Regions from separate parts of the Homo sapiens genome. Here regions 2 and 3 are each linked to region 1. A link is an interaction called in ENCODE POLR2A ChIA-PET data of the cell type or tissue named here. Cell type or tissue: GM12878. All regions are shown on one strand.

Region 1 (4,000 bases):
GAGCCACCACACCTGGCCTAGAGCTTATCCTTATACAAAAATTTAAAATCCCAACTTTTAGAGGTTTGTTAATGTGATCAAAGTGAATTGAAGTTGGGAGAATAGGCACCAGTCATTGAGAACAGAGCATAAGTATTTTCTGGAACAGGGAAGGAGACATGAAATAGTTAACAATTCAGGATCGTGGTGACATGAGTCTAGAAGGGTAACAACATAGTAGAAATAGCACTGGACCTCATGGTTTCATAGATTTGGAATACCTGCTGCTTCCTTTTCTGACTTATCTCTGTGGGTCTCAGTTTCTTTTTCGCTTGCTTGCTTTTACTCTGTTTTTATTCTTTTTGCTTGCTTGTTGTATTTCTGAATCCTTATGTGCCAGGCACTGTTCTTGGTGCTGGGTGGGCAAACCAGATATTTTCTCTGCTCTTTCAGACTTTTTTTTGGGGCAGTTATATGTGTTTTAATGGCAGGGGGTGAGAAGCAGACAACAAACAGTATGTAAAATATATCTGGTGAAGAATAAGGGGGTTAGAGAAGATCTCTTAAAAGTTGTTCAGCTCTGAAATGTTTACTATGTAATACAACAGTAAGAATATTGGGCTGGAATTGGGATCATTGCAGCATGCATCTAGTTAATTTTATTTCCTCTCTGGAACGACTATAATCCATCCTACACAGCTTTTTTTCTTTCTATTTTCGTGTCATACTTGAACCTGGAACCTCTCATGATTCCAGATTTTGTCATTTCCTTCAAAATTAAACCACTAGTTCCCTATTTTCTTATTTCAGTATCAAAATATTTATTCTTATATATAGATTTCTGCTTCTTTTTTGACTTACTTTCATTTTTATGGAATATGTCTTCCAACTAAGCAAATCTGTTGCTATTTTATTGGTGTTTTTGAGTTATCATTTTTATGCTTCTGCACCTACTGTTTTATCTGGATAGGATGTCCCTAGTAATTTGTGAACTCTCCTAATTTCCCCCTCTTTAGGAACTCCTTACTGATTATCTGTGAGTCAAGCCTTTCATATGTATGTATACACATACCTTTAGGGTTTATGTTAAGACTCCACGTCTTCAACCCAGCCTGCATTAAGTGAATAGCTTTAACTAGATTAATACATTTCTGCTGCATTGTTGTTAATAAATATTTGACTAGTTGTGGTAAGATAACTTAGAGTGATGGTTGGAAGGGAATCCATCTAGGAATTTAGGATTAAAGATGGTATTTGGGGCACTGAAATTTGGGCATGTACTGAAATTTATTGATGAATTATATCGTTGTTACCAATTATATGAAATTACTTGTGCTCTCTGGCACTAGAATGTACTTATTGTGGAGGAAGAGGGTAGAAGAGAGATGCTGAACGCCATGAGGCACGCCTGTAATCCCAGCACTTTGGGAGGCCAGGACAGGAGGATCACTTGAGTCCAGGAGTTTGAGACCGCCTGGCCAAAATAGTGTGACACCATCTCTACTAAAAAAATTAGCTGAGTCTGGTGGCTTGCGCCTGTAATCCTAACTGTTGAGGCAGGAGGATCACTTGAGCCCAGAAGTTCAGTGTTACAGTGAGCTATGAGTGTGTCACTGCACTCCAGCCTGGGTGATAGAGTCAGACCCTGTCTCTAAAAAAAATTAAATAAATAAGTAGAGGGTAGGGAGTAGAGAAGGGAACTGTTAGATCCTTGATAGCCTTGTGTCGTTGACCAGAACTTTTCCATATCTTAATTTCTCCTGTCTTGAGAACCATTAGAGGAAAAAGAACAACTCTGATTATCCACTTTCTACCCTGGCCAATTAGTACAGAAGTGTTAGTACCCTCTGCTTTGTTACTTATCTCAAATCAGAAAATAATTAAGGTAGATTGAAATAGAAAGGCAGGAAAAGTATTACCTTCCATTGTACTAGACCACACCAGCAGGGGTAGGCTTGTGTGTAGACTGTCTAAGAAAGATGGGCCCTCAAAGGCAAGGCTGCTACAGAAGTCACCTCCAGAACTGAATGAGCTAGAAAGTTCACCTACTGCTGCTGTTCCCAAGATTTATCACCCTATACTCAGCTGCCAAGGCATCAAGGGATTGGGAGATATGGAAGGATCCTTTGCCACTGGGCCAGTGTCCTGGAGTCAAGTGAAGGAAAAGGGGGTTTTTCATAAGATCTAAGATATCAACAGCTGGTTTAGACACAGGTTATTGGTTTAGAATTTTTGAGGACAAACCTTTTTTTTTTTTTTAAGTCACCTTGGGCTTTCCCCCACCCCCCCACCACCCAGACAGAGTCTCGCTCTGTCGCCCAGGCTGGAGTGCAGTGGCGTGGATCTCCGCTCACTGCAAGCTCCACCTCCCGGGTTCACGCCAGTCTCCTGCCTCAGTCTCCCGAGTAGCTGGGATTATAGGCGCCCGCCACCACACCCGGCTAATTTTTTGTATTTTTAGTAGAGACGGGGTTTCACCATGTTAGCCAGGATGGTCTCGATCTCCTGACCTCGTGATCCGCCCGCCTCGGCCTCCCGAAGTGCTGGGATTACAGGCATGAGCCACTGCACCTGGCCTAGTCACCTTGGGCTTTTCTAACCCATTGATTATTCTTTTACTCTATAAAACTGGGTCGCAATGGAACTTGCCATCATTCCTGAAAGGTTTTTTTGTCCTCCCCATAGAAATGAGAGAGGTTTTTGTTTTAATTTTTATTAAAACAAGAGCTGTAGTAGTAATAACACTAACTAACTTAAAAAAAATTATTTAGCCAGGTGCAGTGGCTCACGCCTGTACTCCCAGCACTTTGGGAGGCTGAGGCGGGTGGATCACGAGGTCAGGAGATCAAGACCATCCTGGCTAACATGGTGAAACCCTGTCTCTACTAAAAATACAAAAAAATCTGCCGGGTGTGGTGGTGGGCACCTGTAGTCCCAGCTGCTTGGGAGGCTGAGGCAGGAGAATGGCGTGAACCTGGGAGGCAGAGCTTACAGTGAGCTGAGATCGTGCCTGGGCACTATACTCCACTACACTCCAGCCTGGGCAACAGAGCGAGACTCCGTCTCAAAAAAAAAATAGTTATTTAAAATAGATGATATATTCAAATGGCTCAGAACTTACAAGGTACAGAATATATGATGAAAAGTTTCCCTTGTGTGCCTTCCAGCCATGAAGTCATCTCCCTGTAGGCAAGCAGTACCACCAGTTTCTATACTCTCCTCTGGAGATTGTTTGCAATAGCTGAAATATTCTGGAGTTTTACCGGGTAGCAGATACTAAGCGTTATACATCTTACATGCTGAATAGCTGTAAGATAAATGAGTTACTTAGTTTTCCACAATCAGTGTTCCAAACATTTGCCATGTTTAAATCCCTAAATGAGTTTTCAGTCTTGGCAGCAACATTGCCTTCAGTGTCAGAAAGTGAAGAAGGCCATCAAGCATGAACTCTATCAGATTTTGTATTTTCTACTTCCAAATATATTATTCACCCATCGTTCTGCATTTTCTTCTTAATAATGAGTTGTCCTTGTTCTCTTCTAAGGCTAACCCTTCCACCTGTGTTCATCTCTTCCTGCGGAATTTTGTTACATTATTCTTTCCTTTTGTAACGTCAGGCATTAATCCTCCTCAGTGATTTGATTCTGTTAAGCCACACATCTGCTTATACTGTTCATCCACATTTGCTGCACCTACTTATCTTTACCAAGACCGGTGGCTTCTTGAAAGAGAAACAGGGACAGCTTTTCTCTTCTGCTCACTTCACATTTATTCTCTATCATGGTCTGGTCCCATATATCTAGTAAAACTAGTATTGCTAAGGTCACCAGCAACCTAATTGCCTAATTCCTTGTTTTCCGTTGTTATCCTGTTGTAGCTCTTTTCCAGCTCTTCACAGGATAGTTTCATCTGAATGCTCCATAAGTACTTCACATTTTATATGTCCAAATCTTTTGCCATGTGTCCTACTCCATAAACTCTTTATTGTTTTGATATGGCTCCAGTGATTCAAGCTGTTGTC
Region 2 (4,000 bases), 670 kb after region 1:
TGTACCCTAAAACTTAAAGTATAATAATAATAAAAAAAAATAGAGCAGTATAGATACTACTAGGTCAGATCTGTGCAATAGAACATTCCACAAAAATGGGAATGTTCTGTGTCTACGCCATCAAATACAGTAGTCACCAGGCATGTGTGGCTATTAGGAGCTTGAAATATGGCTGGTAGGACTGGTGCACTGAATTTTTAATTTAACTTAAATGTAAATTCTTCAAATAGCCACATGTGACTTGTGGCTGTCATATTGGACAGTGCAATTCTAGATCAGCACTGGCTAAGAGAAATATAATGTGAACCATATATGCGACATAAAACTTTCTAGTAACTATACAAAAAAAGGAAGAGGAAATAAGTGAAATTAATTTAGTAATATATTTTGTTTAACCCACTTATTAAAAATATTACCATTTCAGCATGGAACCAATATAAAGAGTCTTAATGAGATATTTACATTATTTTTTTCATACTTTGTACTAAGTCTTCAAAATCCGGTGTGTATTCTGTACATTTCACTTTGGACTGGCCATGCTCCTAGTACTTAATGGCTGCAGGGGCCAGTAGCTACTGTCTGGATGGTGCCGACTATTTAGTCGTTGCTGAGGAAGCGGGGCCTAGCAGGGAAAATGACTTTTTCAGTGGCATTCTGTCTGCAAGCCCTGTTTGTCTGCTGTCCAGCTTCCCCCTCTGAGAGATACCTAACTTCCAGCAGCAAAACAAAAAGAATTTAAGTTTTTTTGTTCCACCTACCAACCAGTTCCTAAATTTTGTGGACAAATACTTCATACGACATTCAAAATACGACTTATAAATTGGTGGGCTGATTAGATTCCTAGAAATGGAAATGAAGTAGATGATGATGGAAGCAAAGAGAAGAAATTGACTTGATCCTCAGAAACCTGGGCAACCCTGGGAAAGAGTAATGCGACTGGAAAGCTAAACAAACAGACATCACAGAGGGCTGCGTTTCTCACACTGGGGGGCTCCGGGCTCACACACTCAGGGCTCTCGGGATGTTTAGTTTCTTAAAATGCAAATACCAGCAGCTCTGGGATCCAAGTGGGTGATGTGGGGGAGTCGTGAGTTGGCCATCTTAATTAGCTTCCTAAACGATTATTACATCAAAGTATGTCACTGAGCTGGATTTATGAAATTCCATAACGGTCAAGGATTTGTAAAGAAGTTTGTCTTAGAAAATTAAAAGTATTTCTGGTCCTAGGTCATCCTTAGTCATAGTATGCTGGGCTCAAGGAACATAAAGAATTGACTGATGTCAAAGTACAGTTGCAGCATGGTTGGCTCATTTACAAACATGCTTGCATTTGAGGATGGGGAGAAAGCACCCAGGGCTCTAGAATTCCTTAAAAAACAGTATGTGGCCAGGTGCGGTGGCTCACGCCTGTAATCCCAGCACTTTGGGAGGCCGAGGTGGGCTGATCACGAGGTCAGGAGATTGAGACCATCCTGGCTAACAAGGTGAAACCCTGTCTCTACTAAAAATACAAAAATTAGCCGAGCGTGATGGCGGGCGCCTCTAGTCCCAGCTCCTCGGGAGGCTAAGGCAGGAGAATGGCATGAACCTGGGAGGCGGAGCTTGCAGTGAGCCGAGATCACATCACACTGCACTCCAGCCTGGGCGACAGAGCGAGACTCCTTCTCATTAAAAAAAAAAAAAAAAAAAAACCAATATGCTTCCTTTCATTCCATTTAGCAAGAAAAAGTACTCTTTTGCTTAGTCATTGCTTGTACCCTCTAGAGGGTGGCTACTGCTTTTAGTTCTGTTTTTTTTTTTTTTGCAGTTCGAGGGTAGGAGTTCGGCTAATGCAATAAGTAAACCATTGTTTTTGGTGATTCTGCATGAATTTGCTGCAGCAGCAGCTGCCTGGTATTTACAAGCAGGAAATCTACCATTGAAGTCTGGAGACAAGGAATAATACATGAAAGGAAGAAAGGAATGAAGGGGAGATGATGGTGCTTCAAATTTCCAATTCCATGAGAGATGCAAATGACACTCTCTCCCCACAGGGACAAGAGGGCCAGGGAAACTTCGCCTTGTTCAACCATCAGAAAATATGCAGGCTTAGACCAAAGGCATCTTCCTGCTACCTGTAAGGAAAAGGTCTTAAACTTCTAAGCCTCAATGACTCCACTGCCTCTTCATGGGCCTTGTTAAAATGCAGACTTCCAGTCTGAGACAGATGATGACTTGAGGGGCTCAGGGCCCTTGCTTGAGAAACCTGTCATCAGCTGCACAAAGTTGCTGCCATGGATCACTTATTGAATGCTTGCTGTGTGCAGAACGCCATTCTATGGGCTATATGTGTATTATCCCATTTTATCCTTATGACTATCCCATGAGGTCACTTGTATTTTCTATATTGTACAGATGACGAAACTGAGGCTCAGAGAGATTAAGTTACTTGTCTGAGTTCACATAAATGGTAAGTGGCAGTAAAGATTCAGCTCTATGTAGGTCTGGCTTCAAATCTTGTGCATAACCACCAGGCTAGAGGTTCTCAAAGTGTGGTCCCTGGGCCAGCATCATCAGCCTCACTGGGGGACTTGTAAGAAATGCAAATTCTCAGACTCCCCACCTGATGTACGAAACTGGAAACCCTGGGGCTAGGTCCAGCAACTGTGGTTGAACCTGGGCTCCGGGTGATGCTGATGCCTGCTCAAGGTTGAGAACCACTGGACTGGGCTAAGGTCTCTGCTCTCCAGCGGCAGCACTGCAGTCTGATGAGTCAGGGGACAGGAAATGCTTCCATAATAATATTGGTTTTGGTAACATGCTGCCTGCAGCTACAAAATGACAGTGGGGATAATAATGGCAGGTGAAATAGTGCAATTTTCCAGGTCACAGAAAGCTAGCACTCCCTCCATGGCTCTATAGATCCATCCACGAGAAGAGGAGCCAAGGCACATGAGTTCCCATCTCAGCCACTTTGTCACTGGGGATACTGGCAGCAGTTGAAGGGCAGGACCAGAAGCTAGGATTGGGGAAGGTTGGGAATGAAGTGCGGGGATGGAAAGCCTGCAGCTTTTGAAGGAGCAGGAAGTCTAAAATGGCCCAGAAATCAAAGGTGAGCAAACAAGTATAACATAGGTGATACCCTAGAAAACATGTACAGTAGACAATAGTCCCCCTTATCTGCAGTTTCACTTTCTGCAGTCTCAATTACCTGTGGTCAACTGTGGCCTGAAAATGTTACGGTATTTTGAGAGAGAGAGAGAAAGGGAGAGAGAGAGTGAGAGAGAAAGGCAGAGAGGAAGAGAAAGAGGGACCATACTCACATATTTTTATTACAGTAAATTGTTATAATTGTTCTATTTTATTAGTTGTTATTGTTAATTTCTAACTATGGCTAATTTATAAATTGAATTTTATCATAGGTATATGTATATATGGGGAAAATAGTAAATATAAAATTTGTTACTATTCATGGCTTTAGGCATGCACTGGGGGTCTTGGAACATGTCCCTATCAGGTAAGAGGAGACTACTGTATTTTTAAATTTAGGCTTCTGTTAAGCTGCTTATTCCCCTTCTGTTATAGCCTAAATCAATGCCTGAATTCCTGGGCTTGCATTTGTTAATGTATGTGCAGTGAACATGAAACAACTGAATCATGAAGCCCATGGTAGTGGGGCCATGGCTGGGAGCATGCTTTAGAGAGGTTGTCAGGTCATCAGCATAGATTAATTTCTTCAAGTAGCACCTGCTGGGAAGGTGGTTTAGCCCTGTCTTCTACTCCAGCAGCGCAGAGGGTAAGGCATTTTGCAGAAAGCATTTGTGGATTTTTTCCAAATCTAGGCAGTAAACAGATTGCATTCCCAGCACTCCCCCCAAATTCCCTTCATTTCCTAGATCTGTGGAAAGGAGCACATTGAAACAGAAATAGAGGAGGCCATAGAAATCTAACTGATGGGATCTGACTGCTGATCTAGATATTATTGTTAAGACAGAATTTTGAATTGATGCAGACAGTGAGA
Region 3 (4,000 bases), 79 kb after region 1:
GGATGTGGTGGATGCAGTTGCGCTTGGCCGCGAACGCGGCGCTGCACTCCTTGCACTCGAAGGGCTTGCGGCCCTTGTGGCCCCCGCCCAGGCCGCGGCCGCAGTGCGTGCGCATGTGGATGCGCAGGGCACGATAGTGCTTGAGGTCCTCGCCGCACAGCCGGCACACGGTGTCCGGGGCGCAGAAGGCGTCCACCAGCTCGGCCGCGCTGCTACTCACATACTCGATGTTCTTCTCGATATCCTTGCGGGTGGCCTTGAGGTGCTTCTTGCGCAGGTGCCGCTCGCAGTTGGCTTTGACAGTGAAGGGGTAGTGGCAGATCTTGCAAATGTAGGGCCGCTCCCCACTGTGCGTGCGCAGGTGGCGGATGAGCGCGGCCTTGTCGGCGGCGATGTAGTCGCAGATGTTGCACTGGTATGGCGAGATGCCCAGGTGGGAGCGCACGTGGGCACGCAAGACCCCCGAGAAGGCAAACACCTGGTTGCAGAAGCGGCAGGGGTAGAGCACCTTGCGCATGGCGGGCGTCTTCTTGCCGCCGGGCGCTGTCATGAAGGCCTTGAGTTCCCCCTCTGTGATCTCCTGCTTGATCTTGGCCTCCATGCTCAGCGGCAGCAGGGCCTCGATGATGCTGTCCTGCTCCAGCTGCGTCTTCATCTCAGGCTGGCCCGGCAGCTCCGCCCGCGGCTGCTGCAGGGAGAGCCGCGTGGCCGCGTGGGGCTGGGTCCCGGACTTGGACTGCAGCAGGTGGGCGTTGGAGGCCGCCTCCACTGAGCCTTTGAGGAGCTTCAGGGGCGGTGGCGGCAGGCTGGGGCTGATACAGCCCGGGGAAGCCTGCTGGGCGTTGATGAGAGGCGGGGGCGTGGAGGTGGCCACCACCGTCCGTGGTGTGACCAGGGGCTTTGGCTTCAGAGGGGGCATGTGCTTGAAGATCGCCTGCAGTGGGGCGGCAGGGGCCTTGGAGAAGGGCGGAAGACTGATCTGAGGGGGAGCCGAGGCTGCCATCTTCAGAATTTGCTGGATGTCTGCCAGCTCGATGGCCGACTCGCCAGAGATGGGCTTGACCACAATGCTGCTGTCAGGCTGGATGATGAAGCCCTTCTGGAAGGGCTGCAGGGACAGGTGCTTTATGCTGTCCTTGGTCGCGGGGAGAACTGTGAGAGAACCGCCTAGGGAAGCAGCTTCGAAAGGTGACAGGCTCAGCAGGTTGGTGCAGCCGGGGTCCTGAGGTAGCTGACACTTGAGTGTCTGGAGCTGAATTGCCTGGTTGTCATCCGGCAGGGGCTCCTCGGCGGGGGCAGGCCTGACGTCTTTGGTGTGCTGCAGGCCAAGCAAGGCCAGGAAGCCCTTCTGGTCCAGGGCGTCACCAGGCAGGGGCGTGGCCTGCGGCTTTTCTTGACCCTGGTCTGCCGCCACATGGGTCTGCTTGTGCAGAGCCAGTGAGCAGAGCATGGGGAACGCCTTGTCACAGGTGTCGCAGACAAAACGGTGTTGCTCGCTGATGCACCTCCGCAGGTTTGTTTCGCACCAGGCCTATATAGAACCCACCGGTAAAAGCAAGGGAACACATGTGAAGATTGAAAAAATAATCACTAAACGGAGATGCACAAAGTATTTGTTGTACATTTATCCCAGTACACAGCCTTTCCCCATAACATAAAGAGTTCCCAGCCTGGGCAATATAGCAAGATCCCGTATCTCTACAAAAAATAAAAAAAAATTAGCCAGGTGTGTTGGCTCATGCCTCTAGTCCCAGCTACTCCAGAGACTGAGGCGGGAGGATCACTTGAGGCCAGGAGTTTGTGACTAGCCTGGGCAACATAGCAAGACCTTGTCTCTATAAAAAAAAATAAGAAAATTAGCCAGATGTGGTGGTACATGCCTGTGTCCTAGCTATTGGGAGGCTAAGGCAGGAAAAGCACCTGAGCTTAAGGAGGTTGAGTCTGAAGTGACACATGATTATGCCACACTGCACTTTAGCCTGGGCAACAGAACAAGACTCTGCCTTAAAAAAAAAAAAAAAAAAAAAAAAAAGTTGACCTTCTCCTGCTTGCTAACACACTGGACTGAATAAGGAAATCCACAAAGCATCTTAAGAATCATGTTTGCGTGATAACTGATATCAACCCACAGGGTATCTCACTAGAGATTCTGAAGTATAGTTAAGTAACAATACCACAAGGGTAGAATTAATTCTCTTTGTAAAAGTGGGTGCCTTGCAAAACTGAGGTCCAGAGATGTTGGAGAATCAGCTACCCTACCCCTCTATGATTGTGGAAGGGGGATGCTGCCTAGGAGGGTCTATGAGGAATGTCTCCTGGGGGGTGCACACACATGGGTGTGTGTATATGGAACAATCCATTGAGTTTGTACCTTGTACACTTGAACAACAACACTGTTGATACCTTCTATCTCAACTTTTTAAAATGGGGAAAAAAATAATTTCAAGGCAGTTTTAGTTTTATTTATTTATTTTTGAGACTGAGTCTCGCTCTGTCACCCAGGCATGATCTGGGTTCACTGCGACCTCCACCTCCCGGGTTCAAGAGATTGTCATGCCTCAGCCTCCCCAGCAGCTGGGATTATAGGCATGTGCCACTATGCCCAGCTAATTTTTTATACTTTTAGTAGAGACGGGGTTTCACTGTGTTGGCCAGGCTGGTCTTGAACTCCTGGCCTCAAGTGTTCCACTTGCCTTGGCCTCCCAAAGTGCTGGAGTTACAGGTATGAGCCATTGTGCCCAGCCAGTTTCAAAGTAGTTTTAGCAGGTGCTTTATTAGCAGTGAATATATATGGCTCTTTTCTTATTCAGGTCAATAATGACCCAAATTGTTTTTAATAGAAACCACAACGCTGGAATATTTAGCTGCAATGCAGATAGTAAAGAAAGATTTTTTTTTAAAATCCCACGAATTCCGATTATCATAGGACTGGGGTGTTTTACAATTCACCACTTTTATTTTATTTAAAAAAAAAATTTTTTTTTTCTTAGACGGAGTCTCGCTCTGTTGCCCAGGCTGGAGTGCAGTGGCGCGATCTCGACTCACTGCAACCTCAGCCTCCCGGGTTCAAGCGATTCTTCTGCCTCAGCCTCCCGAGTAGCTGGGATTACAGGTGCATGCTACCACGCCTGGCTAATTTTTGTATTTTTAGTGTAGACAGGGTTTCACCATGTTGGTCAGGCTGGTCTTGAACTCCTGACCTCATGATCCGACTGCCTTGGCCTCCCAAAGTTCTGGGATTAGAGGCATGAGCCACCACGCCCGGCCCTAAAATTTTATTTTATTTTTGAGGCAATCTCTCTCTGCCACCCACGCTGGAGTGCAGTGGCACGATCATGGCTCAATGCAGCCTCAACCTCCTGGGCTCAAGTGATCCTCCCACCTCAGCCTCCCAAGTAGCTGGGACTACTAGGTGCACACCACCACGCCTGGCTAATTTTTAAATTTTTTGTAGAGATAAAGTCTTGCTGTGCTGTCCAGGCAGGTCTCAACCTCCTGACCTCAAATGATCTTCCTGCCTTGGCCTCACAAAGTGCTGGCGTTACAGGTGTGAGCCACTGGGGCCTGGTCTACAACTGACAACTTAAACCTCAAAGACCCAAGAACGGACAAAAGGCACAGAAGAGCTAGACTGATGCACAGTTCATAGGATATTCAACCCCAAACAAGCCTATGCAGCCTTCTCAACCCAACAACCCAAGGGAGACCGAAAGGGCCAACAATAATTTTAAGAAAAAAGGTGTTACAAAAAAAGACAAAGCCCAACCGACATTTTAAGGAAAGAAACCCTGAGGAGAGGAAGTTCCCATGGTCTAACTGTGTGGACCATGGAAGGCAGTTGCTGGTTGCTTCCATGGGCTGATCAGAATACCTGAGAAATGCGAGGAAACTTCCTACAGGAGAAGTCCGTGAATCCTAAGTCGTGGAAGCCAGCAGGAATTGAAGGGTTGTTCTGTATGAAAGGTCTGCCCATTGCATCCCTGGGAAGTTGTTTGTGGAC

Evidence for each region. Peaks named below come from ENCODE experiments on the same cell type or tissue, not always from the same donor. Only the 100,000 strongest peaks of a DNase experiment are listed, where the experiment ranks them.
Region 2: POLR2A ChIA-PET joins it to region 1 with 5 read pairs; 2 of 35 experiments call an interaction of 5 or more read pairs at or near these places.
Region 3: POLR2A ChIA-PET joins it to region 1 with 5 read pairs; 2 of 35 experiments call an interaction of 5 or more read pairs at or near these places.

The regions. Positions count from the first base shown.
Region 1 is chr6:7,305,191-7,309,190 of GRCh38, reverse strand. All of the region lies in intron 2 of SSR1 (signal sequence receptor subunit 1), which reads left to right. Among named protein-coding and RNA genes, the nearest start is that of SSR1, 6.0 kb to the left of the region's middle. In GM12878, no CTCF peak of the experiment used is centred here; no DNase peak of the experiment used is centred here; H3K4me3 peaks cover 1,109 bases; H3K27ac peaks cover 1,752 bases.
Region 2 is chr6:6,634,696-6,638,695 of GRCh38, reverse strand. All of the region lies in intron 3 of LY86 (lymphocyte antigen 86), which reads right to left. Among named protein-coding and RNA genes, the nearest start is that of LY86-AS1, 14 kb to the right of the region's middle. In GM12878, no CTCF peak of the experiment used is centred here; DNase peaks (open chromatin) are centred at 1,695, 2,635 and 3,164; H3K4me3 peaks cover 346 bases; H3K27ac peaks cover 2,597 bases.
Region 3 is chr6:7,226,528-7,230,527 of GRCh38, reverse strand. RREB1 (ras responsive element binding protein 1) reads right to left here. Exons shown (of 13, transcript NM_001003699.4): 9 at 3,872-4,000; 10 at 1-1,531. Among named protein-coding and RNA genes, the nearest start is that of SSR1, 85 kb to the left of the region's middle. In GM12878, no CTCF peak of the experiment used is centred here; no DNase peak of the experiment used is centred here.